Linked DNA regions of Mus musculus: all the other regions are linked to region 1. Evidence: chromatin loops called from intact Hi-C (ENCODE). Cell type or tissue: left cerebral cortex. All regions are shown on one strand. Each heading gives the region's core, and the rest is flanking DNA. Links, peaks and the distances in the headings are about the cores only.

Evidence for each region. Hi-C counts contacts between places; a loop is a spot of excess contacts. Peaks named below come from ENCODE experiments on the same cell type or tissue, not always from the same donor. Only the 100,000 strongest peaks of a DNase experiment are listed, where the experiment ranks them.
Region 2: it touches region 1 in a loop (4-fold over the local background); 12 of 42 quality-filtered maps call a loop at or near these places.
Region 3: it touches region 1 in a loop (5-fold over the local background); 16 of 42 quality-filtered maps call a loop at or near these places.

The regions. Positions count from the first base shown.
Region 1 is chr10:91,295,267-91,300,595 of GRCm38, reverse strand. No RefSeq gene overlaps it. Among named protein-coding and RNA genes, the nearest start is that of 4930534H03Rik, 77 kb to the right of the region's middle. In left cerebral cortex, for the core only: CTCF peaks have their summits at 2,596 (motif pointing left) and 5,067 (motif pointing left); DNase peaks (open chromatin) are centred at 326, 2,595 and 5,000.
Region 2 is chr10:91,534,797-91,540,125 of GRCm38, reverse strand. No RefSeq gene overlaps it. Among named protein-coding and RNA genes, the nearest start is that of Gm40736, 130 kb to the right of the region's middle. In left cerebral cortex, for the core only: no CTCF peak of the experiment used is centred there; DNase peaks (open chromatin) are centred at 2,648 and 3,062.
Region 3 is chr10:92,652,546-92,657,874 of GRCm38, reverse strand. Gm31822 (a long non-coding RNA gene) reads right to left here. Exons shown (of 3, transcript XR_380678.2): 3 at 3,021-3,214. Among named protein-coding and RNA genes, the nearest start is that of Gm31822, 11 kb to the right of the region's middle. In left cerebral cortex, for the core only: no CTCF peak of the experiment used is centred there; DNase peaks (open chromatin) are centred at 3,191 and 5,032.

The DNA of each region.
Region 1 (5,329 bases), core at 85-5,084:
GTATGGAGGGGAAAGAAACAGCTCTATGCTTGCCCATCGGGACGTCTGTTGGCCTAAGGAAGCTGAAGCAGGCTTACTAGAATCATGGTATCTTACATGACTAGTTAGGGATATATATTTGACTTTCCCTGGTTGGTCTTAAACTGGAAGTACAGACAACAATTATGGAAGCTGTCAGACAGTACTCAAATCTCGGCCATTTGGGGCCAATCGTATGATTGTTTGCCTTCCTGGAGCAGCTGATAGAGGAAGTGACCTGACTTCCTGCTAGCCTGAAAGGAGACGGCAGGCTGACTTCCTCTGCTGATTCCTCTAAATGATGGCTCTGTTCTCCCGGCTGGTTGCTCCAGACTGTGAGTCAGAGCTCTATTTTCATACACGGTCTGGCCTTTGTCCTTTCTTAGACTCAAATTCTCACCAGGAGAGCACATTTCTGGAAGATGGGAGCAGTCCTGAAGCCAGTGTACTCCGTGTCCTCCCCTCTCCTCTTGCCATTGGCTAGCTGGGCCAATTACATCACGTTTCTTGACTTCCTTTTAGCTCTCAGTTCCCTTGTGTATAGCATAGACATACAGCAAATGGGTCAGTGGGTAAAGGCACTTACCACTAAGCCTAATTAGCTAAACTCAATCCCGTGCCCCACATGGTAGGAGAGAACAGATTGTTGAAAGCGGTCCTCTGATTCCCACATGCATGTCACGGTATGCACGTGCCAACACATATGCACACACCAAATAAATAAAGAAAGAAATAAATGTAATTTTTAGTGGAGATAAGAGTCTAAAATCGAAATACGGTCTAAATAACACAGTTTCCATAAAAGCTTGGCCTGGTCACCTTGGGGGTGACCAGTCAGTAGCATCTGCTCTACTGCTGCCCCAACTTTAAATCTGTTCACCAGATTCAATGCAACAACTTAACCTAATAAAGGAGATAAAATTCCAGAGAGCAACATTTCAGGAGAAGGCCTATGATGAGGTTTGCTAGGCCATTAAGAATAGATGAGTGGTCCTGGTAATGACAAAAAGATTCATCAGGAAAAGGTATGTGAACTCCAGGGTGGAAAAAATAACACCAGAGAATTGCCTTTAATGTCCTTAATATCTTACGTTTAATAACTAGTCTGTCTGAAATTAAATGTGTTTTCTTATATGGCAGCAACATGAGAGGGTTGCAAGGGAACCGGGCATAAGGTAGAGAAGGGGTGGTTCCGTGAGTGCCTGGTTGGATGACTCTTGGACAGCACAAGCTAAGATTCAAGAGAAGCCTTGTGTCCTATGTGACTGGCAAGGGGTGTTCATTTGGCTGTGCTGTGAAGTGCTAGATGCAATCATCAGACTCACAAAGAAAGGAAAGGGGAAGGGAAGGGAGAGAAAACAATCTGCAAAGTTGAAAGTTACAGAAAAAAGAAAAAAGAATGCTGTAAAAACTTCATAACAGCCTCAGAGACAGGCACTCCATGACAGGCAAGAAAACCATGGAGCAGAGGGCACGAACCTTATGGGCAGTCAGAATTCAAGGGAAGGCTTAGCAGCTAAGTAGAATTTGGAGAGGGGTGACGGTAAAGGGGAAAAGATGAAAGAGCAAGAGAGGGGAGGGGAGGGGAGGGGAGGGGAGGGGAGGGGAAGGGGAAGGGGAAGGGGAAGGGGAAGGGGAAGGGGAGGGGAGGGGAGGGGAGGGGAGAAGAGAAGAGAAGAGAAGAGAAGAGAAGAGAAGAGAAGAGAAGAGAAGAGAAGAGAAGAGAAGAGAAGAGAAGAGAAAGAGAGGGGAGGGAAGAGAAGAGAAGAAAGAAAGAGAGGGGAGGGGAGAGAAGAGAAGAGAAGAGAAGAGAAGAGAAGAGAAGAGAAGAGAAGAGAAGAGAAGAGAAAGAGAGGGGAGGGGAGAGAAGAGAAGAAAGAAAGAGAGGGGAGGGGAGAGAAGGGAAGGGAAGGGAAGGGAAGGAAGGAAAGGGAAGAGAATTTGAATGTTTTCCTTCAAAGCACAGAGATATAGACGTGTGGTTATAGTAATGAAAAGCTTTTAAAAATCGGTAGCAGCAAGAAAAAGTTCATATGCCTCAAAGTTCATGTTCAGTCTTCCCTGTTAGCTATTGGCATCATCTATTTGAACACTTAGGGGACAGTTGTATTTTTTATATTAATTGTAAGTTTCTCTAAAGTGTTAAGTCATTTTCCTGTGGGAGAAGGTGCTTTCCAAAGGCTTCTGTTTTTAGCAAAGGGCTCTGTTTTTAACAGAACCAAACTTGAAGCTGTCATCCCCCACCCCCACTCCCACCCCATCCCGCAAAGATCCTAAGGACTTCGGCTAAGCAGCTCACACTGAGACAACCTTCATTCAGACAGCCTGGGTTTGTGAGAAAGGAAAAGAAACGTTCGGTTGATTTAATGAGAAGGCCTGTACCTTCTGGAGTGTGCAAGTTGCTAATAAATTGCATTTCTTCCTTTTATAAAGTACATTGCTAGTGTGGTGTTTTGGTTTGTGGTTTATGATAGGTGATATAGTTTCAAGGTTTGAATATGGGTTTCATTAATCCTTAATTCATCCCTCTAACAGAAAGGATGGAACTGGCTACCCTTGGTGCACAGCGCCCTCTAGTGGATGAAATAAAGTCTCTTATTTTGCATAGCTTAAGAGAATCCTATGGCTGCTAAATAGCAAAAGCAGACTCTCCCGGCCCTGTATAGGGGAGATTCTGACTGTATACACCGTCTGAGAATACAAAAGGAGGTCACACATACCTAAAGTGATCTGAAAGACCCAGGCCCTCACAGTAAAGGATAAAAGGCTCAGGACTTCCGCGACTATACATTTGTTAAAAATCTGAGGATGGCAGCCTAAGGCTGTCTGCACTCAGAAGTCTAACCAGAGAACTAAGGTAGACAGACAAATTTAATTTCACCATACGGGTGCAGGAATTCAAACAGAGCCACGGTGGCTTAAAGAAAATGATGTCACACACTTGATATTTACAACAGCTCCCGAGGTTAGACCCTTCTCACTCAGCCTGCCAAGCCACCAAATTGTAAAATGTATAGATCCCAACAAATGGGTGCTTGAAGGGATGGAAAGTTGATCTAGATAAACGGCTTCTACATGGTGGGAAGGAAGGAAGGAAGGAAGGAAGGAAGGAAGGAAGGAAGGAAGGGAGGGAGGGAGGGAGGGAGGGAGGGAGGGAATGAAAACCTATTCACAAGAGCCAGAAAATGGAGTCAGCCTTGGTTTTCATCAGCAGATGAATTCATATAGAAATGAATAATCTATAGACAGTGGAGTTACGTTCAGTCATGAAGAATGACATTATTTCATTTAGGAAAATATATGGGGCTGAAGGTGAAGCAAGACTTGGAAAGACCAACACTACTTGCTTTCTCTCATGAACAGAAGACCGTGAATGTTTTAAAGCAAGCCTAAGAGTGGGAGGAGGTGTTTGAGTTGAGAAGGAGTCCTGGGGGTGGGGGAAGGAAGGATTCAGGAAGGTGATGGAAGGGTAGATGTAATCAAAGCACATTATACAAACGTATGAAAATGTCATCATGAAATCCTCTATTTTGTGTAATTAGGATACAGTAATGAAAGCTTAACTCGCCAGATTCTCTTCTCCTCCTCACCAACCGACAGTTCTAGCAAATAAAGTTTCACCCATCCATGATTGGTCCTTTACACACTGACCATGGGTGTTCCTGAACTAAAAGGGCACAACTGAGTAGTGAGAAAATAAAGGAGACAAAGTCTAAAACACTTGCCACAGTGAGCTTTATGCAAAAAAAAATCAGCATCAACTCTAAATGATGGAGGGATGCTTGAGAGAAAGCAGCACGGAGTGATTTTCCCCTTGCTATGTGAAGGCTGTGTCATGCAAAAAAATGAAATAAGCCTCCTCATCTCAAACCACTGTGGTTTTGCCACACCAGCGTCTGAATGTGACCTGAGGAGGCACAGAGCAAAAGGACCTCCAACAAGAACAGGGGAGGATAGATCCAGAATCCAGGACACCTTCAAAGGAGCCCTGCCAACATCAGTGAAGGGGGGATATGCAAATTCAATGTCACCGTCACTGCTCTCTCACCAGTCGGGGAGTACACATGATCCCCACATGCAAATGAGACTATTTATCTGTTAAGCCAGACAAAGACAGGATACCCCCACCATCTCCAGATGAATTAATTTCCGTATCTCAGGAAGTCCCAGCCAGCTTTAATCAGAAACTAGTTTTTTGTTTCATGAGAAAATGGAAGAGGCTCATTGCATCCGATCCCAGACACACGTTGATAAATTCCTAAGCTTGGACTCACACCCTCAGGAGGGATACACTTCCATCGCCTTCCCGGCTCCTGAATCAGAGGCCGAACCTGATTTTGTGACCTTCATCCGTCCGCCAGCCCTTGTAGGTCATGTCCACCTGATAGAACCTTAGAACTGTCGTCGTCGTCGTCCCGTCTCACCCCCCCATCCCCACCCCCGCTGGTTAAGAAGGAAGTCAACGTAAATAAATGCAACTTTCCAGGGCATATAAAATGGTAGTAATCACAATCTCTGCCACACAATCTCTGCAGTGAGGGAATCGAGGGGGACAGAGAAGGCAAGGGCTGGATAGAGCCGATTGCCTTGGGCAGCATCTCCCATCCCTAGGGAACGCTTTTCACAGACCCACGGGATTGAACGCTCACACCACCCAGGTGCTAGTTGGAAGCTTAGAGAAAAAGAAATGTTCCCTGCCTGCTTCTGTCAGCTGCCAGCACAAAAAATACAGCTCTCCCCTCAAAAAAAGATACTGTTTATTCTGAAGCCGAAGGTGAGTTCCATAGCCTGGGAACACAGATTCAACGTGCTCCGAATTCCATGTTCCAGCATGGTGCCAGTCTCATGAAGTTTTTATAATAGCAGGACAAAAGAAAGTCATATATCAGAGCACTTAAAAAAAAAATACGGGCTGGAGAGATGGCTCAGAGGTTAAGAACATTGGCTGTTCTTTCAGAGGTCCGTGAGTTCAATCCCCATCAACCGCATAGTGGCTCACAGCCATCTATAATGAGATCTGGTGCCCTCTTCTGGCCCACAGAAATACATGCAGGCAGAACACTGTAACATAATAAGTAAATAAATAAATCTTTTTTTTTTTTTAACTATAGGAAATATCAGGTTAGGCGTGTTACAGCAAAATGGGGACATCTCTACCATGGGCCTCGGGTGACGCTCTTAGCCTATGGGTCCGTGGAAGCTGAGAGTCAGTTAATCCGGAAAGAACTGCACCAGGATAGGAATTCGGTCAAACACAGAGGTGGGCAAAGAATGGTATTGAGGGAATCTAAGACAAAGCTAGGAAGGTTTG
Region 2 (5,329 bases), core at 94-5,093, 240 kb before region 1:
GTCAATAGAGAAGCTGCAGAACCACCATGCGCCGAACTGGCTGACTCATTTACTTTTTAATTTCCGTTTAAGGGCATGCTTTGTTCCCTCATAATTGTCAGGAAAATTAAATTCTCCTTTCCAATTAGAACATAAGCAAAATGTTTAGCTGTTGAGCCCCTCTGAGTTCTCTATAAATCTCCTTTAACAGGTAAAATACAAACTGGACCAGCACTCTATCAGTCTCCAGCCGTGTTATTGCACACTGGATGTAATAAAGGGTTGGCTGCTTTTTGTTTTGTTTTGTTTTCTCAAAGCACAACTCCAGAAACGTTGTCTTGCCAAAGATGATTATTTTTGTCTTATTTTGCCACAAAGAACCTTATGATGCTTAGCCATTCCATGGCCATACCCTGGGGCTCAGTCTGGTGCCATGTCACAGTTTACAGTCCATGATTGGTTGCTGACTTATTTGAATAGATAAAGAGGTATTATTTCCCATGAAGTAGCAGTGAACAAATCAGTAAGAGGCATATGACTGGACTGGGGAGAAGCTCAGCAGATAAGAGCGCTGGCTGCTCTTCCAGAGGGTCTGCAGTCAATTCCCAGCACCCGCATGATGGCTCACAACAGCCTGTAACTCCAGTTCTGAGGCGTCTGATATCCAGTTCCACTTAACATGGGTACCAGACGCTCATCTAATGCACAGAGATACATGCAGACAAAATGTCCATACTTATCTTTTGTTTTAAAGGAATTTTATGATTGTACAGAGAACAGTAGAACATGTAAACAAATAAATCATTAATTGTTTTGGCAAGAGATCACAGATCTTCACCTACCTTGCTCATTATAAAGTCCTCATTCAAATTGCTAGAAATCTTTTCTAACTGAGTGGATAACTTCTGAAAGAATGGCCTTGGTATGGTTAGGATGGATAACTCTGCCTGCTCTGGATGGCTGATCCATTTTGACTAACAGCATTCCGTTGCTTCCTTTGGGTCTCTGGGGCTTGGGGTAGGGACTGAAGGGGTTTTTTGGTTTGGTTTGGTTTTTTGTTGTTGTTGTTGTTGTTGTTGTTTGTTGGTGGTGGGGGTTTTTTTGGTTTTTGTTGTTGTTGTTGTTGTTGTTGTTGTTAGTGTTGTTGTTTTGCTTTTTAACTTTTAGGTGCTCTCATTACCAATAAAGGAGCTAAGTAAACATCCTACAAGTGATTAAATATTGCTCATTTCTCACGTAAAGCTGGGGAGATGATCTGGGACAAAGCTAATTAATGTCAGATATTCTGCTGGGCTGACACTGAACACTAATGCTCCCTGGATCTGTGGGTATAAACTACAATGGTGCACATAAGAATGGGTCTAGGTTAGCTGTATGCATATCTGCCTGCATGTACGTCTGCCTGAAATACTCTGTACACATTGTTTAACCTTCCCCCAAGTTGTTACAAGTGAACACAGTGCCAAGGAATAAGCCAAACTGAGTCCATCTTACATGTGTGACCTTGTTTTCCTATACCCTGCTATGGTGTGCTCAATGTCTCTCCATCTAGAACTGTGGAGAAAAGCAAAATCCACTCCATATCTCCAGCAGACTATATTTTAATTCAAGGAATTAGATACTCCCAAGTTTGAGAATGGCAAGTGATGAGCTCAGGTACAACACAAAAGAAAACTATTGGAAGAAAGAGATAGGCCTAGGCTTTAAATTGAATTTGAGATGTGGACTAAATGAAACCTTTGGCTTCTTAGAAGGGGGGGGGGGGGGGGACTTGTCTTTAACAAAGGCTATTCAAATGCCTTTCACCTCTCCAAGAAATTCTAACATCAAAAGCGAATGTCTAAAATTCAAACCTTACCTGGTACCTGAGCTGAGTCTTTAGAATTTTCTGGCAAATATTAATTGCGAAAATACAACATTGAATGTGAAATCAGAAGGATAAAAGTGCATGTCCAATATTGAAGGGGCAGCTTTCAGCAAGAGTCAAATATGATACAAACATCAGTACCGCCTTGGTTCTTGACCACTTTTAGACTGCCTATACACACAGAGAGAAAGAGAAAGACACAGACAGAGAGCTAGAGAAACAGAGAGACGGAGACAAAAAGATATTTTTTCTAAGCCCTAGGAATCTGTCACCTGCTTAAGGACTACAGGAAACAGCGTATCTTGTTATAACACTAGATATAAGACTACCCTTCACACTCAGGAATTTGACATCATTCCACAAAGCAATTTATGCAAACCGCTCCACAGTAAAGTAAACTTGAAAGCAAATTTAAACTTTGAAGGGAAAATTTTTTTTCAAGCTATAATAAATAAGACACAGTTTAGCGTCTACAAGCTTCAAGCTCCGAAACCTATTTCTTCATTTTTTTTTCTTTATTTGTGAAAAAAGTACTGTTAGTTCCCAATTCTCTTTGAACCTCTGCCCATGCTGGCATTCCCTGCCATTACAAACACCTATGTCAGTCCTCCACTTCCAGAAAGCTCGGAAAAAAATCTGCTCTCTCTTCAGAAGGCAGTTGGCCCTGCCGGCTGAGGAGGTGGCCGTGGCCACAGCTGGGAAAGCAAAGCCTCTCTGGGAACTTTTATGTTCTCCTTGCCTCTTCCTAAGTCAAAATAAAGAAGCTGACATCTGTGCGGCTCCTCTTCTAAAGCCTTAACTATTTATTACCCCAGAAGGATCGGATACTCATTAAGCAGACGGCTCTCACACCTGTCACTCGGCCTCCGTTTGCTTTGCTTTGTATCTGTATACAAAGGGGTTGCGCTCTTTAGCTGCTTATGGATAATCACAGTCAATTTCCAAAGGACAGGCACCTGGTAGACCATCCCTCTGGGACAGTGGGACTGAGGTTCTTTGATCCAGATCCTACTTTGGCAGAAAAAAAAAAAAAAGACCCCATGAGTTTCCAATCTGTGCCATGTTCATAAAAATAGCTGTGAAAATTAAGGATGCGAGGCAAGCCGAATGCATTAAAAATGAAAACAAGACGGGAATTTTCCAAAATCGCCAATGAAAGTCAAACCTATAAAAAGTCCATCTCTTCCTTTATGTAACCACAGCAACTCAACATCATGACTCACATCAGGACCACATTACTGAGGAACTGGGGTTGGTGTGTTTGGTCACTAATTGCAGAGCTGCTACCTAGGAGCTGCTTTCAGAGATAGACAACCAGAGCACTATAATGATGACAAGCCTTGTGTGACAATAAGAACATTGTTGTTGTTGCTGCTGCTGCTGTCTCTGTTGTTGTTGTTGCTGCTGCTGCTGCTGTTGTTCTTCTTGTTGTTGTTTCGATCATCAAAAACAAACTCTAGATACTTGCAAACATAATCATCCAGAGTCAGGGAAGGAATGAAAGGGAAGTCAAGTGTCCATGGTAAAGACCATGACCCAGGTGAGGATGGACATAAATGACAGGAAGCAATGGTCAGGTGCTCTGTGTCCACTCTCCAGGGAGACAGCACTCAGACATTTTGTTTTGGCCCCAAATATTACACCAGCAAGATGTCAGGAGGGCATTATCTTCACCAGCCTGTTACAGCTGGAATATGAAATGTCTCCCATGGGCTCACATGTTCATGCATGGTCTCCAGCCGGTAGTGGTGTTAGCTGGAAGGGGAACATTACTCCTACTTTTCAGTCCCTTCCTCGTTCTCTGCATTCTGTCTTCTGTGCAGTTAAGAAATTCTGCCATAGCGAGGTGGTGGTAGAACTCGCCTTTACTCTCACTACTCTGGAAGAAGAGACAGGTAGCTCTCTGTGAGTTGGAGGCTAGCCTGGTCTATGGAATGGGTTCCAAGACAGCCAGGGGTACAAAGAAAAACTCTGTATTGAAGAAGAAAAAACGAGAGAGAGAGAGAAAGAGAGAGAGAGACTGAGAATCTGCCGCACCACATCAAGTGATATTTGTCAAAGAGAAAGGAACAAAAGGCCAAGGACTGAACTCCTAAAAGCCCTCTGGGTAAAAAAAAAAAAAAAAAAAAAATCTCAACTGTTATAGTCATAGCTGTGTAAAAATAACTATTATACAGTCTTAGCTATTTTTGCCTCTTTCCTGGTACCAAATTCCTGAGTTTCTTCCTATCAACCAATTATCTACTCCCCACTCAACCAAATGCCCTCTAATTCCATTCTGCTCTGTTGATAGCTCCTCAGGGTTGGTGGAGGATTCGGTTTCACAAAGCTGTCCCAATTTAAGGTGTCAACTCCAAACCTGGACTTCATGTGCTTCTAACTGACCACTGTTGACAGTTTATGAGAGTATCTCACAGAACACAGGCCAGCACCTTACCTATTACCAGTTTATTGTAAAGGCTACAACTCAAAAAAGAGTCAAGTGGAAAAGATGTGTGGAGCAAAGGTTGAGGTAAAAAAGACAAGACCTCCATACCACTCAGGACATGTCATATTCTAAGGACCTGAACATTGTAACTGGCCTAGAAGCACGCCACTCCCTGTCCATTCAGGGAGTTAGGAAGCTCCAGTCTGTGTACTTGATTGCCTAAACCATTATTCAATAGTGATTGCTTCCATCTCTAGCCCACTCTAGGTCTATCTGTAACTATAGGATTAGTTCCCTTGGCAACCAACATCATTCCAAAGCTATCTAGGGCAACCCAAGAGTCCCTTCGTTAGCATAAATTTGGGTATATTGAAAGAGAGTCTGAATACCAAAGGATTCTATTTTCATTCATTATGGGAGAAATTCCACAAGTTTCAGAAGTTCTTTTGTCAATAACTGGGAGCAGCCAATATGTATTTCTTGTTGAATCACCCTCTCACACCACCAGCAAAGCATGGGTTATATGCTTACTCTTTGACCAATGGAAGACAAAAATGTGACTGACAGGGTTGCCAAGAGGAATTATTCATTAAGACCTTGTTGGCAAGAGATATATGCCCCATGTACACAGATCCCAAACATGCTCCTGACATTCGTAGTGATATGAACTGAACTCTGTAGGATCCTAAAACAACACAGTAACTTTCAGCAATTCAATTCACAGTTAATTTATAAGAAGCTCTTATTTAAACTTATAGTTAGACTCTATTTGATTCCCCTAAGGTTTCTGTTAAAGACCTTGCCCCAGTATAACAGTATTTGAAGACTGTACAGGCTATGGGTATATTGATATTAAATAAGATTATATGGTACACCAAAGATGCCCATGTGAAAAAAGAAAGAAGCATTGGGGATGTACAGAGGAAAGTCTGTGTGCTGCAGAGCAAGAATACAGATATCTGTCAGAAACAAGAGACCTCAGGAGAAATCAATGCACACACACATTTTTTTTCCCTTGGATTTCCAACCTTCATAACCATAGGAAAATTGATTCT
Region 3 (5,329 bases), core at 148-5,147, 1.4 Mb before region 1:
CTAACTCAGATAGACACTCCTGTTAGGAAGAAAAATGGATCCTTGAAATGCTCATATTCTAATCCCTTACACTAGGAATTTATCTTACTGGCAAAAGGGCCATTGGTAGAACTTAGTGGGGGAAAAAAAGTGCCCTAGGATGTCAAGATGGGGCCCAGTACAATCACAAATAGCATTTTTAAAGAGAGAGGTGTAAAGTCAGAGAAACAGCCCTGATAGTGCCTGTAGAGGTTGAGCTCCACGAATCCATGAGCCAAGGGATGCAGGTTTTCTTTAGCTGTTTGAAAGGGCAAGAAAAAAAAATGGATCTGCTTTCAAGTTCATGGAAATTGCATGGCCCCATTGAAACCTTGTTGGTGCCCAGGCGAACTGATGTAAAACTCTGCCCCCTAGAACTGTAGAACAGCCTGTCTGTTGCTTTCAGCCTTGAGCAACTCAGCAGTCTGTGACAGCAACAGATCTTATTCCTTTCTATGCCAACAGGCCCTCTTAGGACCATCTGACCTGATTTTTCCTTTGACCAGCAGAAGAGAATGGAGCCATTGGTGCTTCTGACTGTCTATCTCTGGCCCTCTTCATACCATTGCATGTTGGTCTGTTTTGGCAAACACCTTAGGCCGAGCACCCGAAGCGTGGTACCTTAGCAGAATCAGCGGCTCCAATTGCCTGACTGGACCACCTCATGAGGCCGCAAGCTCCCAGGCTCTGGGTAGGAGTTTATGAGTAGGACTCTTGAACACAGGACTCTTGTGACACAGTCCTGTCAGAGGTTTAAACTGTCCACTGGGTGAAAGCACTGTCTTACTAATTTGACAGTATATGCTTAAGTCCAGATGCTGTGCTTCATGGGCATCTGTAAGCCCCATGGATCCCCACATTGTGCTAGGTATGTTGTCTATACCACGAGAAACAGCTTGTCTAAGCTGACTGTAGGTTTCCTGATCCCTTTCCTCTTGTCATTTGCATAGTGCATTGATTGTGGTGTGAACACATGTGTGTGCACCTGTGTATGCATGTGGGCATGAGTGTGTGTGTGCATGTGTGTGTATGTATCTCTGTGTGTGTGTGTGTGTGTATGTGTGTGTGTAAGCTAGAAATTGTCATCAGAAGTCTCCCTCAGTGACACTCCACTTTACTTTTTGAAACACAGTTTCTTAATAGAACTCCGAGATTGTCAATTCTGGTAGGCTGGCTTGCCAGTAAGTCCTAGGAAGTCTCTTCTGTTTCTAGCTGGGTAGCATTGGGATTACAGGCGTGTACCACTGCGCCCAGATTTTTAACATGATCAAACTTAGCTCTTGGATGGCCAGCACTTTACATGTTGGGCCATCTCTCTAGCCTAACTGGGGTGCTCCATTTTATCTCCCAGTATTATAAAGATCTTGGAGAAAATCTTGTTATTTTAATTGCAGAAAGGATGGAAAATGGATATTCAGAAACTAGGTCCTGATGAGCAGTCCAAGGTAAGGGGTCAGAGCTGTTTTCTGGCCACAGGTATGTTCTCCTGACCTCTCCGTTTTAATTGCTGTCTCAGTGCCACATCAAAGGCTCCACGGGGTGATGACAGTGGCCTTCTGTACCCCGGGCACTCGGTAATGGCTTTAATTCTCTGAATCCCTATGATGACTTAAATTCCCATTTGCACAGAGGTGAATAGGGGCAACAGGGCCATTTTAAAGTCTAAAGAGCTGATAGGGAGAGAGAGGTTCTCCCAGTCATGGATCCATGTGGCCTTTCAACATGAGTTTGTAAGCTAGAAACCTCATGTCCGCAGCGAGTATATTATGTGAGCTTTAAATGTTCTTGTTATTTTCTTTACAAGTAAATTCTACAGAAATCTAAGGTGACTTGCAAGACTCCCTCTCCCTTGTATGTTCTGTTGCTATGGGATGGACATCTTAATTTCCCAAAGTGTAAATGATCAAGCTCTAATCCTCAGTGGTACTGTGTTAAGGGTGGATGGTGGTCTTTCCTGCTGCCTTGTGAGAATGAGGGATGGGAATGAGGGTGTGACTCTGCCAACCTAGGAGAGGTCATCAGCGGGACCTGCGTCACTTGTCACCTTAATCGTTGGCTTTCCAGCCTCTGGAACTGGAAGAAATATTTGTGAAATCACCCAGTGTACAGCATTTTGTTACAGCAACTCAGACTATAATCCCTTTCCCTGTGAATATGATAAGCTATTGTGCCCATGGCTTTGTTCCTCATTAGAGACTGAGAACTGACCAGCAAGACTATTATGTAATCAGAAGAGTTTTAGACAAGTTTGGAAGAATGAGAGGACCAATAGAAAGGGGCCTTATTGTGAAGTATAGTAAACCAGAGAGTGGCCTCCAGGAGCTGTGTGTGATCCTTGACCAACAGATAGCAAAACAGCAGGACTTCTGTCTTGTGCCCACAGGAAGGGAATTCTGCTCATGGCCAGAGGGAGCTTGGAAGAGCATCTCTTCACAGTAGAGCCTCCAGAGAAGGATGCCTGTCGTGCATCTCAAGAGGAGTTCAGGGTTCTGTGCCTACAGCATGCACACCATGAGATAATAAATATGAACAGATTTAGCTACAAAATTGGTGATGATTTATTCTGTAACAATGGAAGTCCAATGAATCTTTCTAAAATGCATTTTAAAAAAAGTCTTGTTTGTAGTAGGTAGAAAAATGATAGAGACCCCATCTTTATTTTGAGGAGCTGAACACTGCAAAAATTTAGCTAGTCAAGAGGAACATTTCCATTTGCCCAAGAGCTGCCGTTTGCAAAGCAGTAGTGTAAATGACCATCTCAGATCAGATTTTTGATGGAGAACTCTGACGAAAAGGTTTTTTTTTTTAATTGCCTCTGAAAACACTGCCTCAAATGGGGTGACAGTGGCTAACTCCAGGATGCCTACAGAAGGTGTTAGTGGGAAGGTTAGTCATGGGGGAAAGGTGACCCCTGAGCAGATCCACACCTTCTGGCTAAAAGAAGCTCCCTTTTTCTTGGGATTGGTCAGTCTCTCAAATATATGATGTCCTTTCCTGAAGGAAGGCTACCTTCCAGATAACCAGGAGTTTCTGTGAAGGTAGCCACAGGCTGGTGATCGGTCCCAGGGTTGTTTGTCTCACTGGGGCACAGAGCCTTCCCCCTCCTCCTCTCTTCCATCCTCTAAGGAGCTTCAGTCGCATCCTTTGTTCATCAAACAAGGTTTTTGCCTGGCTCTGGGACTTGGCAATCTCTCATCTGCAAGAAGAAGACAGAACAGATGGGGATGCTAACCTTTAATTTTAAGCAGCAGCAATGTTTCCCAAAGGCACTGTATGTGCTAGAAGCTGGGCTAGGAAGTCTTACAGATGAAAGGCCTAGGTCATCCTTTCAGTTAAGTCTTCTGGAGCTGAGGTCCTAGAGGGCAGCTTTGAGTAGAGTTCTTCCAGTGCCTCCATAGAGCCTGGAATATATAGGCTTGTTTGCTGAATGAAGAATGAATGAATGAATGAATGAATGAACGAGCTGATGAGCCTATGATCATGACTGGTAGCTCTGGCTTTGATATTAGTGTCATCAGTTTCCATAACGAGAAGCCCAAGGCTCACAGCAGGTAACTAGTATCCCATGGCTGCATCCTAGATCTTATTACCCATCCAAGATCACACAGCTGTGTCCTTGGTTCTGTCCTACCTAGGGGACTGGTCATTCTGAAATGGTTGGGTCCAAGATCCAGGCAGTGTGTGATGGTGGGCAGTGAGGCTCTCTGCCAGTGCCCTCTGAGGTGCTGGAACACAGGTGCAGCAGTCTCAGAAGACTCATGAGTAGGCTTCTGATGAAGACAGATGAAGTGATCTGGGCAAGGAAGGGCAGCCTGACATAGCTTGTTACGTCCCTGTCCTGACCACCGATGTTCCTTAAATGCTTGGTTTCATATTTGGGGAAGTTGAGCATGTCCTCTTGGTGGGAACAGGAGGTCACCTGTAATGTCCATGGGCTCAAAGTAGTCTTCTTTGAAATGTCTTTGCTTCTGGGCCTCTTTAAGGAGCCCAGGATAGAGGCACTTTGAGAGAAAGGTGCAAAGGGCTAGTGACCTTGAATTAAGAATCCATACTTCAGGCTACCTCCCTAAGCTGGAACTAGAGCCTGGTAGTAGGACGCTGGTAACTCTGCTATTTATTCAGTGGAGTTTGTTTCCTGGAGGAGGAAGAGGAGGAAGAGGAGGAGGAGGAGGAGGAGGAGGAGGAGGAGGAGGAGGAGGAGGAGGAGGAGGAGGAGGAGATGCCTTTGGGCCAACCTTGGGAATCAGAATCAAGATGCAGGTGCAGCCAGAAGAACACTGCCTCCTTCCCTCACAACCTCCTCCTACTCAGTCCCACCTGCAGACACAGCTGCAAGAGCCACATCCCACTGGTATTTGGGCTTGCTCCCCTCCGCTCCGACTGATAGTAATTACACTCCCTCTCCGCACACTGGCATTACTCAATTCTTTTCCTTTCTCTGCTTCATTTCAAGATGCCACAAACAGCATTCACTCACATCCCAGCAAGCACAATTAAGATGTCATCCCTCTCTCTGTGCTTTGTTCTTTTCTAGCATCAAGTGAGGACAATTCTGGGGGATTGTTTCTTTCGATCCTCCTCCCACAATTATCTCCTTCAGTTTTCCCTCTCCTGTCTTATTGAAATTCTAAATACATAAAGCTAACTTTATTAATTTCTATCTCAAAAACTCCAACAAAGGTGTACTTATTTTCTCATATGCTTCCCACTGGAATAACGTAGTCTACTGGTGGAGACATGTACCTGCTGTTACTTGAAAAGCAAATATGTATAGACAAACTGAAGATAAGAGGTAGGGATTCTTCTGAAAAGACAATGCAGATTCATTTGCTGGCCTGGCTGGTCAAGCTCTCTCTAGAAATGCCAGGAGGTGGGATGGGAAGTGGGAAGCTGGGTGAGAAGCAGGAAGTGGGGTAGAGAGCAGGAAGCTACTGGGCAGCTTCTCCCTGTAGTCCAGCAGGGCAGGCTGGGAGGCACTGGATTTGGGAGCACGGCTCTTTCTCTTTATAACATCCAGCCAAGTCCCTGATGACTGTCTTTCAGATCTGAACATTCCTCCCCAGAATGTTGGGCACCCATGTGAACAGGTCTAAATTGAAATTCTAAATGAGTACTCACTGAAAGTTGGTTTAATACAAAGAAAGGACCACAAATGAAACCTTCTAAGCCTTCTGTACGTTTCCAATACATGTCCAGTTCTTTGGAAAAGTCATTGTTACTGGTTGAAGACAGATTTATTTAATTCCCAAATGCCACCTCCAGAGGGCACAGCTGTCTCAAAAAAAAAATTTTTTTTTTCTTTTTTAACTTC